Regions from separate parts of the Homo sapiens genome. Here all the other regions are linked to region 1. A link is a loop called in an ENCODE intact Hi-C map of the cell type or tissue named here. Cell type or tissue: IMR-90. All regions are shown on one strand. Region 1 holds the start of LOC107984950 (a long non-coding RNA gene). Region 2 overlaps ERI3 (ERI1 exoribonuclease family member 3). Region 3 overlaps DMAP1 (DNA methyltransferase 1 associated protein 1).

Evidence for each region. A loop is a pair of places that touch in the nucleus more often than their neighbours do. Peaks named below come from ENCODE experiments on the same cell type or tissue, not always from the same donor. Only the 100,000 strongest peaks of a DNase experiment are listed, where the experiment ranks them.
Region 2: a loop joins it to region 1, with 5 times the contacts of the local background. A loop is called at or near these places in 4 of 110 quality-filtered maps.
Region 3: it touches region 1 in a loop (11-fold over the local background); 53 of 110 quality-filtered maps call a loop at or near these places.

What each region holds. Positions count from the first base shown.
Region 1 is chr1:44,648,746-44,656,745 of GRCh38, forward strand. RNF220 (ring finger protein 220) reads left to right here. Exons shown (of 15, transcript NM_018150.4): 13 at 916-1,024; 14 at 1,138-1,212; 15 at 1,959-2,978. The coding sequence ends at 2,030. It overlaps TMEM53 (transmembrane protein 53), which reads right to left. Exons shown (of 3, transcript NM_024587.4): 3 at 4,502-6,464. The coding sequence ends at 5,814. LOC107984950 (a long non-coding RNA gene) reads right to left here and starts at 921. Exons shown (of 2, transcript XR_001738031.2): 1 at 1-921. RefSeq lists an enhancer at 1,539-2,120. In IMR-90, CTCF peaks have their summits at 4,301 (motif pointing left) and 6,976 (motif pointing right); no DNase peak of the experiment used is centred here.
Region 2 is chr1:44,324,909-44,332,908 of GRCh38, forward strand. The region is part of intron 3 of ERI3 (ERI1 exoribonuclease family member 3); the gene reads right to left. Among named protein-coding and RNA genes, the nearest start is that of ERI3, 26 kb to the right of the region's middle. In IMR-90, no CTCF peak of the experiment used is centred here; a DNase peak (open chromatin) is centred at 3,133; H3K27ac peaks cover 467 bases.
Region 3 is chr1:44,217,198-44,225,197 of GRCh38, forward strand. It overlaps DMAP1 (DNA methyltransferase 1 associated protein 1), which reads left to right. Exons shown (of 10, transcript NM_019100.5): 4 at 1,114-1,272; 5 at 1,391-1,558; 6 at 1,859-2,044; 7 at 2,209-2,280; 8 at 2,609-2,681; 9 at 2,820-3,112; 10 at 3,362-3,476. The coding sequence ends at 3,421. ERI3 (ERI1 exoribonuclease family member 3) reads right to left here. Exons shown (of 9, transcript NM_024066.3): 9 at 3,873-4,443. The coding sequence ends at 4,361. ERI3-IT1 (ERI3 intronic transcript 1) reads right to left here. Exons shown (of 4, transcript NR_110056.1): 4 at 5,398-5,452. Among named protein-coding and RNA genes, the nearest start is that of DMAP1, 7.7 kb to the left of the region's middle. RefSeq lists a silencer at 3,607-3,656. In IMR-90, CTCF peaks have their summits at 708 (motif pointing right), 3,181 and 3,486; DNase peaks (open chromatin) are centred at 714 and 3,354; H3K27ac peaks cover 401 bases.

The DNA of each region.
Region 1 (8,000 bases):
TGGAGTTTGGACGGGCCCTTTCTTCAGCAGGTGTTTGCTCACGTCCCATGCCTGAGGTGGGGCTCTTGGCCATAGTCAGTATTGGTGGAGTGAGCAGCCCGCCCTCAGGGAACCCATACTCAGGAACTTTACACTGCTGTGGTGGAGTTCACACGGGGGGCTGTGAGAGCCACTGTGCAGTGCTGGCTCAGGGGTCTGGAAAAGGCTTCTGGGAGGGCATGGGAACAAAACTAGATCTGAATGATGAGGCAGAGCTAGTGAGTCAGGCGAGGGGGTGCAGAGGGATCACAGTGCAGAGGCCAAGGCAGTGAAAAAGGTGGCGTGGATGGTGACACATAGGAGTCGAGCATAAAATGCGTGGCAAGGTCCTCAGGGGTACGGCGGGCTGGGGCTGGACCAAGGAGTGTAGTGGAGCTCTCTACTCCAAGGGGGACATTGGAATGTTGGAAGTCACACCACGAGAGATTTGCTTTGAGAACATAAATTCCTCTAGGCGCTGGGAGAGTGGAATAGAGATGAGGGGCCTGGAGGCAGAAAGGCTGTCTGGAAAAAGTTAGTGGTGGAATTGGTGGAAGACATCTGAGAGCCTGGACTCATGGTGGTGAGGAGAGATGCCGGAGATACTAGGAGAGATGACAGATTTGGGTGGTTGGGAAGACTGCGAAGGAGTGGTTGAAAATGGTTCCCTGGTATCTGGTGTAGAAATTCATCCGAATGGGAATGGAGGAATAGAGAGGGTGAGGAGTTTAGTTCTGGAATGTGGAATTTGCAGATTCAGGTTATCAGAGAAAGGGGGCAGGCAGGGATGCCTAGGGGACATTTATGTATTTGGTTCTGGAATTCAAGGGAGGCGTAGGCTGGAGGTACAGATGAGAGATGCCAGCCTGCTACCCAACCATGCCTTCCTTTTTACAGAATCACCGAAGATTCAGCTGTGACCACGTTTGAGGCTCTGAAGGCTCGGGTCAGAGAACTTGAACGGCAGCTATCTCGTGGGGACCGTTACAAATGCCTCATCTGCATGGTGAGTAGAAAAGAACCTAGGGGTGCCCTTGGTCAGGCTTCCACGCCCTCTGGGGGAGTTGGAGAGGGTGGGCCTACCTCAGAGTGACCCCTTCTCTGCCCCCTCCTCCCTAGGACTCGTACTCGATGCCCCTAACGTCCATCCAGTGTTGGCACGTGCACTGCGAGGAGTGCTGGCTGCGGACCCTGGTGAGGTGGCATGGGGGTCGGGGAATGGGAGGCCGCTCCGGGCACTGCCCAGATGTCTGTGCTTATGCCTGAGCCTGCCTGGGGGAAGTGGGGAGCATGGCGCAAAGGAGAACAGAGCCAGGAGCCAGGATATTTACCCGCAGGATATTTACCCCCAGGCTCGCTGCCTCTCCTCCCCAACTGCAGGTTTAGGAACTTCTCCCCCTCCATGAGTTCACTGCATTCTCCCTTCCCCGCCCCGGTCCCCGAAGGCCCACTGCATCACACAGACTGGTGAGGCCTGGGGTCAGGAGGAGGCTGGCTGTAGGTAAACAGGACCAGGGCCTTGGCCCCTCCCCCTCCCATTACTAAGCTCCTTCTGCTCCTGCCCCTGTTCTTCGCTCAGGAGCAGCCATTAAAATGTCGCCCGGAGACAGTAATAAAAGGCTCGGACGTGGGCTCTGTGTCCTGATCAAAGGCCGCGTGTAATCTCGTTAGGGCTGCGGCTGCCACAGCTGGACCCAGCCTTGTTCTCATTACTGGGGCTCCTGCTGCGGGGCTGGCCAGGCGGTTTGATCCTGGCGTCCCCCCAACACAGGAGCGTGCCTGCCTGCTCACAGAAGCTGCCTATGCGTCCCCAGCCTGGGCTGACAGGACCAAGGTCTCAGCACACACTGGTGCAGAGAGACATGGCTGCAGGCCCAGGTGCTCACATGCGCACACATGGCTCATTGTGTAGACCAGAGCCCTCCCTGTTCTCCCTGCAGGGTGCCAAGAAGCTCTGCCCTCAGTGCAACACGATCACAGCGCCCGGAGACCTGCGGAGGATCTACTTGTGAGCTATCTGCCCCAGGCAGGCCTCGCCTCCAGCAGCCCCACCTGCCCCCAGCCTCTGTGACAGTGACCGTCTCCCTTTGTACATACTTGCACACAGGTTCCCCATGTACATACATGCACATACTCAAACATGCGTACACACACACACATTTACACACGCAGGACTCTGGAGCCAGAGTAGAGGCTGTGGCCCAGGCACTACCTGCTGGCTCCCACCTATGGTTTGGGGGCCATACCTGTTCCAGCTCTGTTCCCAGGGTGGGGCAGGGAGGTGGGGGTTGGGGGAGTAGTGGGGCACGGCTCCTAAGATCCAGCCCCCATACTGACAGACGGACAGACAGACATGCAAACACCAGACTGAAGCACATGTAATATAGACCGTGTATGTTTACAATGTTGTGTATAAATGGGACAACTCCTCGCCCTCTACCTGTCCCCTCCCCCTTTGGTTGTATGATTTTCTTCTTTTTTAAGAACCCCTGGAAGCAGCGCCTCCTTCAGGGTTGGCTGGGAGCTCGGCCCATCCACCTCTTGGGGTACCTGCCTCTCTCTCTCCTGTGGTGTCCCTTCCCTCTCCCATGTGCTCGGTGTTCAGTGGTGTATATTTCTTCTCCCAGACATGGGGCACACGCCCCAAGGGACATGATCCTCTCCTTAGTCTTAGCTCATGGGGCTCTTTATAAGGAGTTGGGGGGTAGAGGCAGGAAATGGGAACCGAGCTGAAGCAGAGGCTGAGTTAGGGGGCTAGAGGACAGTGCTCCTGGCCACCCAGCCTCTGCTGAGAACCATTCCTGGGATTAGAGCTGCCTTTCCCAGGGAAAAAGTGTCGTCTCCCCGACCCTCCCGTGGGCCCTGTGGTGTGATGCTGTGTCTGTATATTCTATACAAAGGTACTTGTCCTTTCCCTTTGTAAACTACATTTGACATGGATTAAACCAGTATAAACAGTTGCTGCCTGTGTGTTATGTGTGTGGGGTGGTGGGGGAGCTAACTAGGGGAGGTGGGCTGAGGCAGTTAAGGGGTTAATTCCTGGTGGCAGGATGGGGGAAAGGACTTAGCTATAGGTGTATGACACTGTGCAGGGTTGGTCTGCTCTGGGGCCGTGGAGCATTTGGTTTGGAGGGGGGTGGGGCTGGGGATCTGGGCTCCTGACTATTGATGGGTAGGGGCTCTAGGTTAATTCTTTATCGATGCAGAATCGTCAGCTCATTAATCACAGAAGAGGTCAGAGCTTGGGGGTACAGAGGGGATGCAAGCTCTATCCCCCAACCTAGGCTAGGAGTGGCCACAAGCTTGGGTACAAACACAAGCCCCAGGCCTCTATCCCTTTCTGGTCCCCTGAAACATACCAGAGACCACAGTGGGATCACCCTATCAGCCTCCCAGGCTTTTGTTCTATTCTCCAAATGTATCTCTAGTGACCATCATCCCAGTGTAGCTACTGCCTAGATTCTCAAATGGAAAGAATGGAAACCCTATTATCCAGGATGGACCTTCAAGTCTCCCATGTGCTCAGAGAACCAAGGCTGGAGAGATGGCACTTTGACCCCCACAGCTCCCCACTGCCAGTGAGGTAGCTCAGCTTCCTAGATGCCTCCCAGGCAGGTGCTAAAAGTTACATGTAAGTCTTCACCCACAACAGAAAGCTGTTTGGAGAAAAACAGTCAAGGCCCCAGAGTAGCCCCATGACTCCAGACTTGCTTTGACACCTTGCACACCAGGCCCATCTGCCCAAATCCCCAGCCTTAGTTGCCCATTTTCTCTGGGATACCCACAGTGAATTCCTCAGAATTGGGTCCAGTTGGCAGCTCCTGCCACCCTTTGCACCCAGATGAAGCACAGACAAGTCCCCCTTGGAGCCCAGCAAAGGCCCTTCACAGCTCCACGCCCAGTTTGATGGCACCCAATATCCTGAACACAGGGATCCTGGGGATGTACACAGCCTCTGTCGAGGCGGGTGGAACAGCTCCAGCGATGGCTGAGGGTTTGGGAAAGAAACAGGTTTGGAAGAGAAGAGTGGGTAGGTGAGGGCAACGGAGAGATGAAGAGGAGGCTCTTAATGCCCAGTTCCTGTCAGGCCGACTTCTTTGATGTCTTTAGTCTCCCCTCCCACAAGCTTGGACTCAGTAGGTCCTTGATGGCTGGTTACTGCCACCCTGGGGGCCATATGGTCTCTAAAAGGGGCCATTAACCCAGAGTGAGGGCATTCCACTGAAGCCCGCCCTGCTGTGGGAGCCTTGAGCTGTCTCATGGCACAGGCTGCACTGCCACCTGTTGGCCATGGCTAGGAATGCAGCCACACAGCATGGGAATCCCTGCCACCATAGTGGGGACTCACCAAGGACTGATGGGATGCAGACAGAACGCGGCTCTGGGGACAAAGGATCCATCATCCCCAAGAGTCAGCTCCCATCCAGAGCTTTTCTAGCCATCTCCTTCACTGCCCCCTAAGCCCCGTGATCACCACGGTAAGCTCATTCAATCAAATATTTATTGAATACCTACTATATGCCAACATTGTGCAGTAGTGACTTCTAGAATGATCAATGATACTGAACTATCAGGCTGAATTCACCTCTTCTGCCTAGAGAGTATCTAAGTGGGTCTCCCTTCCAGAAGATGAAGGAGTTTGCTATTTCAGCCCAAATCCCCTTACCCTGGTTCTGGTCTTTAGGGCTTGGGAGTTAGCTCATCCCAGCTCCTGTTACAATGCTGCTGCCTTCCTGCCCCCCACTGTCTCTGGCAACTTTCAGCTTGCAACTTTCCCAGACCCAGCGGCTTCCTAGCAAAGTGTGGTAGAGCCAGGCAGGCCCCTAACCTCAGCTCCTCATCTGGCTTCTACCTCAGACTCCCAGGCAATGGGGTCAGAGGAGCCTCTCTGAGTGAACTGCCAAGTGGGAGCCATGTGAATGGTACTTTACACTGTAGGGCTTCGCCCTGCTGGAGCAAAGATCATAGCCCCTATCCGCAGCCTGACGCTACCCCTGACCGATATACCTTCCCTCTGGCATCTCCCCACAAAGGTCACCTTCCATTCAAGGAATCAAAACTCAACTCTGGTAACAGGCACAAAGTTTCAGTTATGCAAGATGATGAAGTTCTGAATTATGCAAGATGCAAGACTATTCAGTTCTAGAGGTCTGCCGTGCACATAATCTCTTAAATTTTAAGTATCGTACACACTTACAATTTTGTTAGGTGATCTTGGCCAGGCGCGGTGACTCATGCCTGTAATCCTAGCACTTTGGGAGGCTGAGGTGGGAGGATCACTTGAGCCTGGGAGGTTGAGGCTGCAGTGAGCCATGATTGCACCATTGCACCCCAGCCTAGGTGACAGAGTGAGACCCTGTCTTGAAATAAATAGATAAATAAATAAGTAAAGAAAAAAAGAGAGTAGGTCTCATATTAAATGTTCTTACCAGAGTTTAAATTTTAAAAAATCAACTAGGGCTCACCCTCAACACCCCCCTCCATTTGTCAACCTCTACAGCCTGCATGCCACAGGAATCAGCAGCCTGACTGTTGCACTTGTCCAAACACAACTGACTGCAAGGCTCCCACAGACACATGCCCAGGCACTCCTGCCCCTTAGGATTCTGTGGTAAGCAGACCACCAGCAGACAGAGGCCCCCAGGAGACAGGCCCATAGGAATTTTCTACTTAGGGGACCGCAAAGTCCCAAAGGGCTACAGGGAGTTGAACGAGAAGAGTGCCCGACAGATTGCAGGTTGTGGGGAGGTGTCAGGCATTTATTTCTGGAGCAGAGGTGAGATGGAGCAATGGCCTCAGCAGCGGACGCAGTTGCGCATGAAGTCGACACAGAGGCTTGTGTAGTAAGTAGGGTAGTCACGGAGGTGGCTGACGTGTGCAGATGACACGAAATCCACAGAACGCGCCAGGACCCGGCGTGCCAGGCGTGCCTCCACCATGCGTTCTATGTCTCTGGCCAGGACTACTTCGTCAGCCCTCGAGTAGAGGTAGAGCTCGGGCCAGCGAGAGCCCGCGTCCTGTAGCCTGTCATAGAAGTGGGTGTGGAAGAGGGCTGTGATGGGAGCAAGCAGGACGTGGAACAGGACGACCACCAGGGCAAAGGCCACCAGCAGCAACAGGCGCAGCATGGCGGCCCGGCGCTCCAGGATGGCTGCCAGGGCCCGCAGAGCCCCTACCAGGTTGCTGTCACCAGGAGCGCTGTCAAAGATGGTGCCCACCACACGCAGGCGGCAGAAGCGACGGGTCTGCAGGAGCTCCAGCACGTAGCGGTACAGCATGACGCCACCGTTGCTGAAGACATGGAAGAGCAGGGGCTCCTTCTCAATCTCATAATCAAAGAGCAGCTCGAGCAGCTTCTGGGCCAAAACACGAAGTGAAGGGATACCCAGTGACTCGGAGAAGAAGACCATGTGCCACGGGGCTGTGTATCGGATTACGATGCAGCCCTGGGGAGAGAGGCCTGGTCAGTCCTCACAGATGAGGTGGGGGTAGTGGGTACAAGCTAAGGTCAGAGGGGCCCAGCAACCCCAGCCTGTAGGACATAGGCCATGGGGCCCACAGCGTCAGCAATGCTCTGGGTCCTGCTTCAGCCTGAGCCCACCAGCCCGCTGCCCACAGACACAGGTGCCTTCTGGGCAGGGAAGGTATACTTAAGGCCCATTTTTGGACTAATTGCTTCATGCTGGCCAAGCCCTCTTGGCCTGGAGTGGTATTTGAGGCCCAGAGCCTGAAGCATATACTGGAGACACCTGGGCTGACCAGAGGAAGTCTCTTTACTCTGGTTCCCTCCTGTCTGTGCCCCGCACTCCCATCCTAGGCCTTGCACATTTGGGATGGGGCCTCACTGCTTGGCTATACCCTGTCCCAGCACCTCAGATCTGCACTGTCCCTACCTCCCAGACAGAAGTAGTACCCCCATGAGACCAGTACCCGAGAGCTGGCCTGCAGGCGCCAGCCCTGACCACCAGAGGCCACTTCTGAGCCAGGCCCACATCACTTTCATCACTGGTCACTGTCACCTTCCCTCTCTCCCAGGCTCCTAAAAACAGAGTCCATACTCTCTGGACTCAGGGACCTGACACTCAAATGTCCCTGGTTCCCCGGCCTGGGATCACTCCTCATATCTGCCCTGAAATTCCAAATACAGTAAACACTTGTTCCTCGAATTCTATAATCTGGGCCCAAACTCCCTCTAGGTTTCTATATTCCTCACGCTTGGGCCAAGGGTGCCACAATCTCCACACAGGTCCCCTTCTAGGTCAGTTAGAAAAGCCACCATGCCTGGCTCCTAATCCCCTCTCATCCTCCTGTTCAGAGACAAAGGGCCCTTTGTCAGGGGAATGTGACTTTGGAGAGTGCTGGGGTCAGACAGGTCCGGGTTCAACTCCTGGCACCACTATGTATCAATAGTAAGAACAAGGAGCAGCTTACTACTTTCTGAGTCTGGGTCCCCATCTATAAGATTACGGTGAAATTGGGATAACACCCACCTCATAAGGTTATGGGTAAAATTAGATGAAAAAAAATGTATCTCAAATGATCAAAGCAGTACCTGACACAAAGTAAACTCTCAACCAACAGCAGCAGTAATTAGTGATGTGGTAGTGACAAGGAGAAAATCGTATGGCCACAGTAGTTAAATGACCCATGGCTAAACAGGGATGGTCAGCAGAGGTACCTTGCCATCAGCCGCCTGACCTCCTAGCCCTGGAGTGCCTAAGCATCCCTCCCAAGACTCTGAAGAGGAGGCTGCTTAAGGCCACCCACATTCTCCCAAATGCTCAAATCTGACAGAGGCCTTTCAGTCCCCACTGTATGTTTCTCCCTGGCAGCATCTGGAATCACACACTCCTAGAAATATTATCTTGCAGCCCAGTCTCTTCAATAAGCCAGTAACATGAAAAAAGGGGCTGTTCTATAGCCTGGACGACATAGGGAGACCCCATCTCTAAAAAAGAAAAAAAAAATGGTTGGGCACAGTG
Region 2 (8,000 bases), 320 kb before region 1:
ATTTTTCAAATATCCAAGGTTCCAAACCTATTGTACCTACTGTCTCCCTCAATATTGTCCCTGTAGATCTTTTGTTGAGGAGAGAGAAGACAGAAATAAAAATGAAGCACCAAACAAGCATTCATCTACCTTGTAAAATGGGTTGGAGCAGAGATTTTAAACACAGCTTTTTTTTTTTTTTTTTTTGAGTCGGAGTCTCACTCTGTCACTCAGGCTGGAGTGCAATGGCACAATCTCCGGCTCAATGTAACCTCCGCCTCCCGGGTTCAAGCAATTCTCCTGCCTCAGCCTCCCAAGTAGCTGGGATTACAGGCACCCGTGACCACACCCGGCTATTTTTGTATTTTTAGTAGAGACAGGGTTTCACCATATTGGCCAGGCTGGTCTCAAACTCCTGACCTCAAGATCCGCACGCCTCGGTCTCCCAAAGTGCTGGGATTACAGGCTTGAGCCACCACGCCCGGCCCCTGGCTGCTCTCTAATTGCTCAGCTAGGAACCCCCAATGATTTCCTTGATAAACTGAGGACACAACTGCAACAGCATTTCAAATGAAATTTCACACCCACGATCAGTAGATTACAAGAAATAAATGTGTAAGTTGCTTTCGGGGTATTCAAACTCCCTCCAACTGAAGTGTCTGCAGAAATAAAAATAAATTTGAAGATAGAATAACAACAAGAGGATTTAAGCAGAAGGCACTCAGGTTAGACTGTTGGGATTCATAAAACTGGGACAGAGGGTTTATAAATTCTGTTTTTTTGTTTGTTTTTGAGACAGGATTTCGCTCTGTCACCCAGGCTGGAGTACGGTGGCATGATCTCGGCTCACTGCAACCTCCGCCTCCCAGGTTCAAGTGATTCTCATGCCTCAGCCTCCCAAGTAGCTGGGATTACCATGCCCAGCTAATTTTTGTGTTTTTACTAAAGACAGGGTTTTGCCACGTTGGCCAGGTGGGTCTCAAACTCCTGGCCTCAAGAGATCTGTCTGCCTTGGCCTCCCAAAGTGCTGGGATTACAGGCCAGAGCCACTGCACCCAGCCCAGAGGGTTTAATAGAGTAGCATTCTAGCCCTTTTTTCCTAAGCATAGATTCTCCTCTGCCTGAGCTGATGTTTCTATGTCCTATCTGAAATAAGAGAATGAGCAGATCATTTTTCATGGCTTCCCCCTCCCAACCTAGGAAGAAGGAACTGGCTTTCCTTCAAAACAACTAATCTATTCCTTCAACCCTCGGAAGAAAATTCCAAAAAGTGTGTGTCCCTGCACTGAAAGGTTTGATAAAATCTAAAAGCAACACATACCACAAGGTAGAAAATGCAGTCCCTGGAAAACATGTGGGTTTTACCCAAATATTTAGTTTTGGATAAAAGTCTCATGCAAAGACGGGCCCTTTCTCCAAGGATCAAGAAGCCTCCTGGCCACAGGGAAGAGGGTAAGTTGGATGGGAGAAGTGAGGGCTACACTGGGCAATGGGGTATGGTTTGCAATAACAGTTTCTCCCTTGGAAAAAAAAAAGACATTTTATGCACAAGGAGCTTATTTCTTAAACAAACACTCGTGGTTTTGATTTACACCACAGTCTGCTCCTAAATAATTTATGGCGGGTTAAATTTATTGCCAAGCCCTGGCTGGCTGCAAATTCGAATTGCCAAATAATTAGATTTTAGGGCAAAGCTTATAAATTACCCGTCGATTTGTCCGGACTTGTTTGTCAGTTGCTTTGTGCTTCGGGTCATCTTTGGCATTTGGCTGTTTGGGTTTTAATTGCTGATTTACACTTTGACAGATGAGAGCTGATGCTCGAAGTTTCAGGACAAGGAAGGGTAAAAAATCGGAGCTTTAAAAGGCTGATTTTTCACCTACATGTCCCCCTCTCCCCATCTCCATAGACCCCAAAGCAATTAAAATATAGAAAAGAGGCTGAAAATAGACACTGCTATTCTTTATTTGAGGAGAGTATGGGTGCAAAGTGAATTATAATTTACCCTTATTGAAATCTGAATTTTTCAAAAACATAATACCAATAAATGAAGGAGACCAAGTCTTAGAAACCACATCCTCACCTGAGGTGTGCACACCTGTGTCTCCCTCTGTATGTACATGACTCAGAAACAGCCACAGTTCAAACATTTTTACATATTCAATTGTAAATAACTTCAGATATTAGTGGCTTCTGTGAAGCTGACCCTTCAAGGGCACCAAACAACCAAATGATTTGTTTGTAGCTACCTGTAGACACACATTTGTCATGAAATTAATTTAAACAAATCTCAGGTTATGTGCTAGAGAGGTCCCCTGGAGGCATCACTAAGGAAGGGCCTAGAAATGGAAGGGTGCCAAGCCCAAAAAAATCTCTCTGGATAGTACTCTGGTTCTATCAGTATGTTGATAAGAGGGCCTGATCTCTCTGTGTTTCCCAGAGAAGCAGGGCCTGCCTCCCAGTCACCTGCTGTATCTCAACAGCTTATTAGGAGGTTGTGGATCAGAATAATACTAGTACTAGTTCTACTAATAAGAGCTAATACCTATAAGCCATTACATATCAAACACTGTTTTGAGCACTTAATATGTTTAACTCAGTTTATCCTCCCATCAGTCCTATAAGATTGGTACTATTATTAACCCCACTTTGCCAATAAGGCAACTGAGGCATAAAGAGTGCAAGCAACTTGCCCAAGGTCAGACTACCAGTAGGTAGTCAAGACTCAAATCCAGACAGTCCAGTTTTGGAATCTATGCTTTTAACTACTATGCTCTACTGATTCTCATCAGAACAGCGTCTACCTCAGCTTCCCTCACTTTGAAGGTCCAGAGTCCACATTCTGGGACTTGGGCACATGCAGCCAAAGCCTGTTCCATCAGTCACCCAACAAAGTGGAGGAAAGGCATGTGTCTTGCTCAGGATCACAAGATGAATCAGAGGCTTGGTTAGACAAAGACCATTTTTCAAACCAATTCAAATATTGCCTTAAGATACACTAGCTGGGGGTGAAGAAATGGCGGTGAGTAACAAGTGATCAAGACAGGACCAGGCCCACTCAGGCAGACTGAGAATTCTGGTCAGACTACTTGGCCAGGAGCCAGGGAAGCTGGCTGGGCTACAGGAGGCCTTGCTCAATAATCCCCATCCATAGCCCCAGGGACTGCTGATCTCTTCACAGAATACTGCATGCCTGTGGGGTGGTTCATAGATTCCCTGTTCTCTGCCCACAAATGATGGCCAGCAGCCAGGAAGGTAAACAGTTGTGCTGGCATGACAATAGATTTTTAAAAATTCACTGACTAGTAAGCAAGCAATACACAAACGGATACCCGCCCCCCACCCCCGCAATGCACTGAACACATTTCTCACACACTGTCCCATATGATCCCACATCTCCGTAAGCAGGCAGGAATCACTCCCCTGTTTTGCAGATGAGAAAGCTAAGAGGGTCAGCTGTTGTCAAACCAGTCCCATCACTTGAGAACTTGTTAGAAATGCAAATTTCTGGCCTCCACCCTTGCCTTTCAGAATCAGAAGCCCTGGGGATGGGGCCAACAGCCTTGGTTTTAACAGCCCTCCAGGTGACTCTGACGCTCGCTGAAGTCTGAAGTTTGAGAACCGCTGGTCCAGACTACAGCAGTGTTTCTCAGACTTCAAATGACCTGAGGAATGTGTCAGATTGCAGGTTCTATTTCAGTATATTTAGTATATTCAGATTATATTTCAGTATATTCTATTTCAGTAGGGCCGGCATGACATTCTGCATTTCTAACAAGCTCCCAGGTGATGAGGATGCTGCTGGTTCTCAGACCACAATTTAAACAGCAAAGGTGTAGTCTAGAACATTTATGTGACTAACTCCTTATCGCTGAGGTACTGACCAAATGAGAATCAGAGCCCATGGCTCTCAGCTCCCTTCTCAGAGCAAACCCTTACTTGACCCACTTTAAGCACCCGAGTCAAGCCCTCTAAGTCTGCTAACCATCGCTAGCTCTTATCACCAGACATTTCATCCTCCTTGCTGCCAAGAGCTAGGGCAGAAAAACAGGCCTGTCACATCCAAGAACTTCACAGAGTAGACTGGCACATCTCTGTCAGGGAGCTAGCAAAAAGTCTTCTTGTCATGGCAGTGCCTGCTTCCTTTAGGAATACTGTCAAGACCAGGGCATCAGCTACCCTCAGAGTGCTCAGCACACTATTGTCTCAGCCCTCCAGAAAAAAACCTTCCTCTGTCCAGATGAACCAAAAAGCAGGACTGGGTACCTCTCCTATGAGAAGACCGCTCATTACAGACACAAGCCAGGAGCTTATCTGGTCTATCTAACTGCCTCTGGTCCTGAGAAAGGCCTCTCCAACCCTGGCCACAAATTTGGAGCAGGATCACAGAATTCCTGCATATCCTAAGGCACCTACTTGGGGACTCCTTGCTATCCTCACCAGCCACCACATTCAACACCATCAACCATGAATTTCCTTTCAGGTCTGCCCCCGACATTGTTTCTCTAGTCACATTACCTTTCCAGTGAAAGTAGACCTGATCAAAATGCCATGTTTCATCTCACTCATCAGCCCTACCCACCCATCTGTAACTACCAATCCCGTTCAGTTGACCAGCTGGCCTTTAAAATGCCGCTAGTGTTGTGAACAACGCAGACATGTCCCTGCATTTCCAGACAATGCAATCTCAAATCATGGCTCTCAGTTTTATCACACTTTTAGAGAGCAAGATTCCAAGCTTTCTAGCCAGTTATTATCCTATCTACCTAACCATCACTACCTACCTCCTCTAGGCCAATGGCCAAACAATGCATCAAATAGGTCCTAGAGGAATAACTACCCACATTACCACTAAGGAACTCAACTATAACAGCTCTGCCTGTTATGTTCTCCCTGATACGGATCTTCTACTCAGAGTACCCCATTTACAACAACTATAGATTCCATGCGCCACTCCTTAACAAACCTCAGTACCACTGACTCCTCAGTAGGCCACTAGTCTCCAAAAGAGTTATGAGCTACATAAGAACATGGTTCTCAAGCCTGTTTCCTTCCTAGCACACCTAAGGGTTACAACATGTAACTTCTCCCCATTCTCACCATCGCCAACCAACTAACATCCTAGTCCAACCCACTAGCATCTCTCTCAAGTACTGCATCCGTACCAGTCTCCCAACATACATTTTTAACCTCTTGGAACAACTTCCTTTCCATTCCCATGGACTCTGGCTTATAACATCTATTTCTGTTTCTTCTTTTCCACTCAGTAATACATTCAAATTTCCTTTTCCGGCTCCCCAACTGTACCCCCATTGTAGAGTATGAACACTCCTTTACTTTCAGCAACGTCGGCATCTCCAAATAAGTGCCTCTGCCAGCACCTAACCCTCAGATCAGCCCTTGGCTGGAATGGCCTTCCAGGACTAGACACTGACTATACACTACAACAGAAGTAGAGCCACTTGTGTATCAGACCTGTTTTGCCACCCACAGGCCTTCCAGATCTCCTTACTGGCCAACTACATGCAGGGACAGGACCCAAACAGCAGCCTATCCCAAGGCACCTCTACATCCAAATAAAAGCTGCCCTGATGTTTGTCTCTCCCTCCAGATTTCTTCTTTCTGATTTACTTCCTTTCTGACTCTCCCAACACCTAACAGGGTTTTGTCCGTGGCAGGAGCATCAATACATATAAACGCTTTTCTGCCTGTGCCAGCCTGTTCACCCTTCTGCTGCAGACCTGCCAGCCTTTGCTGGGGGTGGGGGTAGCTGGTGTCAATGTGGGTACACTCTTGTTTCAGGCTTTTAGGCTATGGCTCAATTTTCACAGCTAGAGCTCAAAACTCATCACATAAATGTAAGAATGTGGGGGTTTTTTAAGTATCGTGAACACCCAGGATAAGAGGATAAAAAATAATCATCCCAATGGCATCTTAATCAAAATGATGCAAGATCCTTTTTCCCAATGAGATACAGAGATGCAGAAAGGGTCTCCTGATATCAGTTTCCTCATGTCAAACAATGGAGATCAGTCTACAAAAGAAATATAATCAAGAGGGGAGAGGAAAAGCAGGGCAGGATGGAGGTAGGGAGAAGTGAAGCCTATGGACTTAACCTAAACACTCTTGGATTTCACTTCCCCCACTGTCCCCGCTTTCCAACCTGCTGGCTTTGCTTTCTATGGCTGTACCTGTTGCCAATGCTCAGAGGAAGCTCAGCCTCCACCCCCATGCCCTCCAGTCGCTTCTGATCCCACCAATCTCCACATTACCCAGACCTTCCTGCCTCTTCATCAGTCATTCCTTCCACACTAATCTCAATGTTAGTCAGCCAGCTATTTATCTTTTTGAAGGGTCTAAACCTCCCTGGTCTATTGAAGGTAGGTCCTAGCAGATCCAGATCCAAATTCCCAATTTTTTTTTTTTTTTAAGCAGGGGGAAGGTGAAGGGGAGGCGTCATGTCATTCCCCAGCCTTTGACTCTCCCTAGAGACCTAGCAGCCCACCCAAATGCTATGCTGAGGTATCAGCCTCCTGATAATGCCTCAGAGCCTTAGCCTTCTTGACAATACCTCAGAGCCTTAGCTTACACCATATCCACTTTCACCCACACCCCTTTTACCCACACTTTATTGGGTAAAATGCTCTTAAGCCTCTTCTAGCCTTTGTACTTCCACTTATAGCATCACAATGACACCTTCTAGCTCGAATGTGAGAAACAGCGTAAAACTGATATAGATAATCCAACTAACTGAACAGTGAAATACTTGCCAGGTTCAAAGTCTTTATTCTCCTTTTACCTCATTTTCAATATTTCTACAAACAAGCCTGTAATCAAGGTCAGTTTTTCCAGACTTAGGCCATTTCATTCTGGCTTACTGTGTGAACCCCTTCTTCTCTTCCTGCTATAACAGTTCTGAATGGCCTCAGGTCCACTTGGCCCTTTCTGGTCTCCTGAATTTCTTATAACATGAAAACTATGCAGCCCTCCCCCACACTGTGAGCAGGGTTGATCATTCCCATCCTTTGTGCCCCCACTGTACCAAGTACTTACCATGTCATGGTGGTTATCATACAGCCTAATGGTTGTTACACAAATGTCTGCCCTCCTTGACTATGAGCTCCTTGAGGGTAGGGACCATTCCTTACTTGTCTTTATACCCCTAGCATCTAACACAGAGCTTTAAGTTACTATCCAAAGAGTAAAAAGAAGCCTTTTCATTGCCTCTAAGGTGGTTATAATGAGGTCTTCCCCATTCCTTTGCTGACTTAGGCGGTTTTTTTATGTCCAACAAAAACTTTAAAAGGCAGCTCAGTGTCACTGTTATTTTACGGTCCCTGATTTCACTCACCATTTATCAATGGCCCTATTCTTTAGAGCTCTTCCCCACCACCAACCTTAGCCCAGTGCCCAAAAAAATCTGCATTCCAACAGCTATCTCAGCCCTGGGGAGGCCATCAGGATAATAAGAGGCTAGGGGGGATGTTTCCTGATTTGCACTAAATTATGTGGTGATTTTGTTACCAGTGACCCAGTGTTCCCCAAGGAAAGTTCCTGGCCCCACCCCCAGACAACTCCACAGCCTGCTACACACCATGGCAGCTTAAAGGTATAAACCCTGGGGAAGGTGGAGAAGCAGTCTGAATAGAGCAAATAAACCGCTTCGATCCTGCCTCTGCTATGCCAAACACACAAGCCAGGGCCACCATGCATCAGTGCTCCATTCCCCGAGATGTATATTTTGCTTCTACATTGCTATGTCTGCTCCAAATACAGACAGGCCCTTCGGCTTTCACGTGAAGTTGCAATACAGCCAAGACTCGGACACAGCAAACGCTTGTTCCCATTCCGGGAATACTAGTGAGGAGCCATAGTGGGAGCCAGGCGGAGGCCCATCCTTATGAGGGACCACCAGGAAACAGCAGCCTGTGGAGGAAGATGGCTTTGGAAGGAGGAGGGGCAAGGACCACATTTATGGAGGCAGTGACAAAAAAGACAAAGGGGCCTAGTGGGCCACCCCA
Region 3 (8,000 bases), 430 kb before region 1:
CTCAGTTTCCATTCTCATCATAGACCAGGGGTAAGTGTAAACAGCACTGGTTTGCAGACTATCCTTTAAGTAGCACTGTTCAAAGAGATCACGTCTTAGCTGCAGATGGAGAATTGATTGGAAGCGGATTGAATGTGGGCAGAGATCAGTAGCGAGGCTATTTCTCTGATCCAGGCATGTGACAGTGGGTAGGCCGACGGAGAAGTGGCAATGGAGACAGAAATTTTGGAGGTAAAAGCCACAGATTTGGTGAAGGGGAGGAGTCAAGGGGAAAGATAGGAATTAAGATGCCTCCCAGGTTTCTGGCTTGAGCAGCTGGGTTGGGTGATGGTGATATTGACTGAAATCTGGACTGGAGAAGATAATGTTTGAGAGAGGGCCATGAGTTCAGTACTGAGCTAAGTTTGAGGTTCCTTGGGGCCTCCAGTAGGAGATGTCCAAAAGGCGACCAGTTTTGGAGCTGGTTGTGGTCTTTAACTGAGAAGAGAGACTTCCCTGATGTAGTCTAGCACTGACTCCTTCCTTGGGTCTCTGACAGACTCAGCTCGTGGTAGTGCTATTTGTCTCTGGGGGAGGTCTGTGGAAGAAGGGAGGAAGGGGCATTGGCAGGGCTGCGTATGTTGGTAGTAGGATTCAGGCCCAGCTTCTGTAGAGATGCCTGACCTTGGCAAACTCTGGGGGAGTGGCAAGTCCCACTGTGCCCACTGGGTGGCAGTAGTGCTTCAGATGAGTTGTATGGACTAGGGGTTGCTGGGCCTTTCTCCAGGTAATTAGCCATCTGTCCTACTCCAGAGTTGACCTTTGGACTCCACAGAAGCACTTACATGTGGGCCCCTCACCTTAACTATGGGGGCAGGAGTGTGTGTCCCATGACTGAGGCTCTGGAGCTGGAGACAGTGAAGTTGATCCTGGAATAAATCAGAGGCAGGCTACAGTCCCAAACCCTGCTAGGACCTCTAGTCAAGCAGACAAGTTCTTTCCTCACTCCATGCTGCAGGGGCACAGGCCCAGGGTCTGGCAACAAACAGGAGCAGCTGTGGTCACTGGGGCCTGGAGCCTGCTGGACATGACATCATGCGGGCATGCCCCTACTGTGTCCCTCTGTGCTAGTAGACTGTGCAGGTGCCTGTGTACTCGGAGCAGGAGTACCAGCTTTATCTCCACGATGATGCTTGGACTAAGGCAGAAACTGACCACCTCTTTGACCTCAGCCGCCGCTTTGACCTGCGTTTTGTTGTTATCCATGACCGGTATGACCACCAGCAGTTCAAGGTGAGCCATTGTGTATTTGCATGGGTGCCCAGCTTCTGGGTCTAGCAGGCCCTACTTTTATGCCATCTCTTCCACATGCCCCTGAATGTTCATTCCTCTACCCTGTCTTGCTCCTCAGAAGCGTTCTGTGGAAGACCTGAAGGAGCGGTACTACCACATCTGTGCTAAGCTTGCCAACGTGCGGGCTGTGCCAGGCACAGACCTTAAGATACCAGTATTTGATGCTGGGCACGAACGACGGCGGAAGGAACAGCTTGAGCGTCTCTACAACCGGACCCCAGAGCAGGTAAGCCCAAGGCCACATACCTGTCCTCCATGCCCCAAACCCCTTGCTCATTGTCTCCATCCTCCATCCCCTCAACTCCCACTCCCAGGTCCCCCTGCCTCCCACTGATACCTTATTAACTGCCCCAAGCCCATTCCTACTTCTCATGGGCCATCCCCCCTGCTTTTCATAGCCCTTCACCTCCCTCATGATCCATTACTTCTCAGATTCCCTCACAGACAGCCCAGCACCCTGTCACCTCCGTGTCTACCCTCACTCCTAGAAGTGCCCTCACACACTTCGCATCCCTCACTTTCCCAGGTGGCAGAGGAGGAGTACCTGCTACAGGAGCTGCGCAAGATTGAGGCCCGGAAGAAGGAGCGGGAGAAACGCAGCCAGGACCTGCAGAAGCTGATCACAGCGGCAGACACCACTGCAGAGCAGCGGCGCACGGAACGCAAGGCCCCCAAAAAGAAGCTACCCCAGAAAAAGGAGGCTGAGAAGCCGGTGCGGAGGTTCCGCCAGCCTAGCTCAGGGTGGAAGGGTCACCTGGCACAAGGCCTCACCCCGAGTGGAGGGTTCTGAGAGTACCCAGTGCTGATGGGGTGCTAGGACTAACCCTGGGCCCTCTCCCTGTGACACCTTGGTCTCCATAATGCCTTCTCCCCCAGGCTGTTCCTGAGACTGCAGGCATCAAGTTTCCAGACTTCAAGTCTGCAGGTGTCACGCTGCGGAGCCAACGGGTACGTGAGTCACCTCCTTTAGCAAGTTTGGGTCCTGGGCTCTGCTCTGGGCTCCATGTGTCCCAAACGCTGCAGGCAGGTGGGGATGGAGCAGTAGGAGAGATTGCTGCAGACAGAGGTGGCCTTGGCAGGATCTCAGTGATGTGGCCAGGCTAAGGTCATAGCAGCTTTCACTATATTCAGCTTCCTGGCTATTTCCTTTTCTGGCCCATAGTTAACCTCCATGTGTTACCGTCTCTCTTCCACCATCTTTCCCTCTGCCTTTTGTCCCCTTCATCCTAAGCCTCTTGTGGCTGGGACAGGCTTAGCTTGCCAGCTTTCATTGCAGATGAAGCTGCCAAGCTCTGTGGGACAGAAGAAGATCAAGGCCCTGGAACAGATGCTGCTGGAGCTTGGTGTGGGTGAGTGTGGGGACTGGGCCCCATAGGGTGTACCCACCCGAGGCTGTGGATATAGGTTGGGCAGGGGGAGGGGAGTTCACATTGCTGGCCCTCTACCACACCTGGGCTCTGCCCGTGCTGCCTGCCGCCTGCCTGCAGAGCTGAGCCCGACACCTACGGAGGAGCTGGTGCACATGTTCAATGAGCTGCGAAGCGACCTGGTGCTGCTCTACGAGCTCAAGCAGGCCTGTGCCAACTGCGAGTATGAGCTGCAGATGCTGCGGCACCGTCATGAGGCACTGGCCCGGGCTGGTGTGCTAGGGGGCCCTGCCACACCAGCATCAGGCCCAGGCCCGGCCTCTGCTGAGCCGGCAGTGACTGAACCCGGACTTGGTCCTGACCCCAAGGACACCATCATTGATGTGGTGGGCGCACCCCTCACGCCCAATTCGGTAAGAGTCTGGACAGGCTGGGAGGCACGCCTGGGCCCTGCGAGTGAGCACATGCACATGGGTGTAGGGGCTCCTCTCCCTCTAGTGCCTGCAGCAGGAACGATCATCACTTCTGTGCGAGTCTGAGACTGAGGGTAGGAGTGGGTTGACCAGTGGGCGTCCTTGTCCCTGAGCGTGTGAAGCACATGCACTAAGCCTGACTCAGGCCTTGGGGGGTCACTGACCTCAATGCCTTCTGTGTATCCTCAGAGAAAGCGACGGGAGTCGGCCTCCAGCTCATCTTCCGTGAAGAAAGCCAAGAAGCCGTGAGAGGCCCCACGGGGTGTGGGCGACGCTGTTATGTAAATAGAGCTGCTGAGTTGGACCAGGCTGCTTCCTTTTCCTTTCCTTCACTTCTGATGCCCCTAGTGGGAAGGGTGGGCAAGGAGGGGATTGTCACGGCCACTCCACAGCGTGGCAGATAGGTTTGCCTGTGTTCAGGCCCTTAGCAGCTCTCTGACCACTAACCACTACCAGTTTCACCCAAATTCCTGCACCTCAGAGCACCTGTGGTTTACACTCAAGATGGCTTTGCACACAGCTTGTACTGATAGTCGCCGCGCTTACACAGATGTGTGCATATTGAGTGAGGGTGTCACAGGTGCTGCAGTGACGGCCAGTCACACATGGATGGCTTTGTGCACAGAGGCAGTCTGGAGCATGCTCTACCTACCTTCACATCCTGACAGCTTTGGCGCAGCAGCAGCCTCACACACACAGATGGCTTTGCACACACACCCAGTGCCTCGTTTCCCCGACTTTATTCAGTGGCACGTTCACAGCGGGGATGGGGGTAGACACAAGGTGGGGCCTGATCTGTCCTGGAGCCCTGGGGGCACCACACACCATGCACTATGGATGGGAGGGGGCACAGGAGGGGCTTGGTGGCCCCACAGAAGCCTGTGTACCAGGGAGGAGGCGGTGAGTGCCTGGGTCCCCCTAGCCCAGGCCCGCAATGGGAGGGGCTGATACTGGGCTGAGATTGAGGGGTGGGGATGGGGGGCACAAAGTGTCTGCTCCAGAAGGGCCAAGTGGCCAAGCCCTTGCAAGGGCACAAGCCCACGCCAAGGGCATGAGCCCACAGGGCAGCTGGGGACACTCTGGACACAGAGCTATGCCACTCTCCCTCTTCCCCTCTGGTGAGGGAGAGGAGGATTCTGGGCTGGGCCAAACAGCTACCCTGTCCTGCCCCATCCTGTCCTCGGCCAATCAGAACGGCTTCGATGTCTGCTTGAAGATGAAGCCTCGATAGGCGAGTGTCTTCATGATGTTGGCAATGTTCTTGCAGTCGTCTAAAAAGGAGAGAAGACATTTAGATCAGCCCCAGATCCTTCCCCTCCATGCCCACAGGTGCTCTTACAAGGGTGGGGGTGGGAAGCAGGGTCAGATTCAGGAGACACAGGCTTTAGAGAGGGTGGTCCCATCCCCTGGTGGCAGCATTCCTAGCTTCAGGTTGGTCTGGGTGATGCTGGGCCGGCAGGAAGCCTGGTCTCGATGCTTCTCAGTTCCATAATTCATGCTGGAAATTGGCCGGCATGTCCCGCCCCAGCCCCAGCGGTGATGTATGGGCGCCGTCGCAGTAAGAAAAAGGCAGAGTAAATGTGTAATTTCTCCCTTGACGGCCCCCGGCCGCTGGGCGATCCTTCTTGTTGCTGCCGCGTGGGGACGGCCCGTCCGCCACACTCCGTCTTCCCGCCACCCGCCTTGATGTCTCCATTTCATTACTGTGCGACCATTCATCACACCCATGGCCAGGGTGACTTTGCCGGCACTTTCGTGTGTGTGGGAGATGTGACCCAGGCCATAATCACTAGTGACAAGGCACAAGGCTTGGCACTGCTGGGCCAGGGCCCTGGGAAACACACCTGCCCTGTGTCCTGGGCTTGTGTGCTCAAACAGCAGCTTGCCTGGGCACCTGTTCCTGTGGAGCTCCGACAGGATGGGGAGGGTCCAGATTTGTGGTCCTCCTCTTAGCCTTGGCCATCAGCCGTCTACCAAACCCTCCTGTATACATCGGCGGAAGCCCTGCTTCTGTCCCAGTAGGCTCAAAGTGGGTGCTAGTCACCTTTTTGGGCCCTGTTTCTGCCCATACCTCATGTGGAATGTGTCTGCATGTATCAGACTCTATCACAAACAGTTTCTCCAGTATTGGATGCTTTCAACTGTCCTAGAACCCTGGAGGCTGGAGGATCAGGCCTCTGGGGCCTCAGCGTCATGGACATGGGCCAGGATTTGTTTCACCACCACCACCACCAGCAGCAGGAGGTGCACCTGCCCAGAGCTTATTCCACTAGCAGAAGCCTAGGAGAGAAACAGCCTGAGTGCCTGAGTTTTTCTGTTCAGCTGCCCACAGCAGCCACCAAACTCATTATCCCCTCACCTGCCTCTTCTCCCACCTCCCTTAGATGCTCCTGGGCCATAACCAGGGCCTCAGCCACCACCAACCTTCATAGGATCGATGCTGTGATTGTAGAAATATTGTACATCAATGTCATAATCAAGTGTGGGGGGGTATTAAGGTCAAGGTGGGGTCAGGAAGCCTCTGCATGTCAAGGCCCACTTTTGCCAGGACCTTAGTCTAGGAAGGGGGACCCTCCAGCACTAGAAAAGGGCAGTAGGAGGGCACAGTCTCTGATCAGCCCAGGCCCTGTATCACTAGCCAGATCCTAGCTCTGCAGAGCCTGCTTTGGGCAGGCAAGTCAGACAGGGTCCTGTGTCGCAGAGATCAGCATGGACGCACCTGCAGTGGATGTGGGCACAGAGAGGTGACACCTTCCCCCAGGGACTCAGGAAGCCATACGGGCTGGTCTGAGGCAGAACAGTGGAAAGACAGATGGGTGGGTAGTGGCGACCATGGCAACTCCAGACGTGACCCATCCCCATGGTTTATGGGCCGGACACGCACCCCGCTCAGCTGAGGCCCCATCATTTGTCTCTCTTAGTGTGTGTGCCTATGCTTTGGGGGTAGTGGGTGGAGGAGGGAGGGGCTGTGCTAGGCAGTTGACAGGAAGGGGAATGGGACCGGAAGGGGCCTAAGAGGGGGAAGGGTTAGGATGGGGTCCATGGGCTGTGGTAGTGCCAACAGAGAGACTATGATAGGGTGATTTTCTTCCCAAATAAGTCTGGCCCTATCAGGGAACCTCCAATCCTTCCTGTCTCCGGTACCCTAGGGACCGTGGCCGCTGTGCATATTAAGAATAAGTCCCCTCGTTATCTGCAATTACCCAGCGGCCACACACCTCATTTCTTCCAGCAGAAAAGAAAATTAGTTTTCTATTGACTTCATCTGGCTCCTCCCTCATTGCTGGACAAATCGTTCAATTTGCTTCCCCTGGCCCAAGTGAATGTCCCAGCCCCAACCCCCAGGCCACCAGCCATCCAGTGGGCAAGCACTGTTCTCCCACCTGTGCCTGGCCCTGTGCTGGGAGAGGGTCCCCACGTCCCAGTCTCTGTCCTTGACCTCTCCCCACTCTACACACTGGATGGCTTCATCTAAATCGTGAGTTTCAGCTACCCGCTAAAGATCACCTCTCCAGCCTGGACAGCTCATAGGCTCTACACCACATATTCCTGAACATCTCTTTCTAGATAAACCCTAAACGTCCAATCACGAGCTAATTTTCTCTCCAAGCTGCTGCTTACCCCTCACCCTGCTATGTTCTCCATCCCAGTGAATGGCACCATAATCCACCCAAAATGCCCAAAGAAATCTGAGTCATGTTGCCACTTTGCCCTCTCCCTCACTCTCCAAATCTAATCAAGTATGAACTTACGCAGATTTTCTCTTCTTCTCTGCCTAATCATCTTGGATTACAACAGCTGTCCTCTTTCTCCCTCAAATTCATTCTCTTACAGCCAAACTGATCTTTCTTACATAAATCTGATCATGTTCTTCTTCCTTAAAGCCCTTCAGTGGCTCTCCTTGCCCTCAGTTTAAAGTCTACACCAGTAATATGTCTTAAAGGCTCCGCAAAAATTGATCCCTGCTATTTCTGGTCTCTGCCATGCTCAACCCTCAATCCCTGGACTCCAATCTCAAGGACCCACTCACTGTTTTCTGAAAATGACAAAGTGGGTTTTGGAGCCAGAAAGACATGTTTCCAATCTTAATTTCACCCACTGGCTGCATACCACACAGCAAGGGCTTAGCGTCTCTAATACTTAGGTTCCTCCACTAGGGTGATAATGGCCTTGCTGTTATTGTGAGGACCAAACAAGGTGTTGCACCCACATCTTTGCACATGCTGTTCTTTATGCTTGGAATGCCTCCTCTTTCTGAAGAAAAGGCAAGGAAGCTAGTTTTCTGGAGGACCTAGTGGTGAGAAAGTGTATACAATTGATAGCACAGATGACTGATAGGGGCCAGCAGACTTAGTGAAACCAATTGGCATTCACTCCAAATTCTGACTTCAGATCCTGTTTACTGGGTATTTCTGGGGTCTAACTTGTTGCAACTGGCCCACTACAATAAAGAGAGACCAGGGAAAGGAAGAAATTTGCTCCAGTTCACCTAACAAGTCAGTGGAATGGCAGTCATGGGCTTCTAGCTCCAGGCTCTTTTTCCAGCCCTTGAAGCCTTGACAAATATATATATATTTTGTTTTTTAAAGTCTATGGCCCTGCTAGAAAGTGAGGAAGCTTGGCAGAAGAAGCACTAGAGACAGATCTGGGGCTTTTAATAGGCCAAAAATTCAGAGAGAGAGAGCAGCAGGGTGTCTGGTGGCAACACAGTCTCTTGGAAAGTTTTCTGCTTGAAGCTCTGGGGGCCACCTGGGTTAGCAGGCTTGCCTTCCAGCACCTCTCATTGAGCTAAGGAGGCCAGCATGAAGCTGCTGTAGGGTGGGAGTGA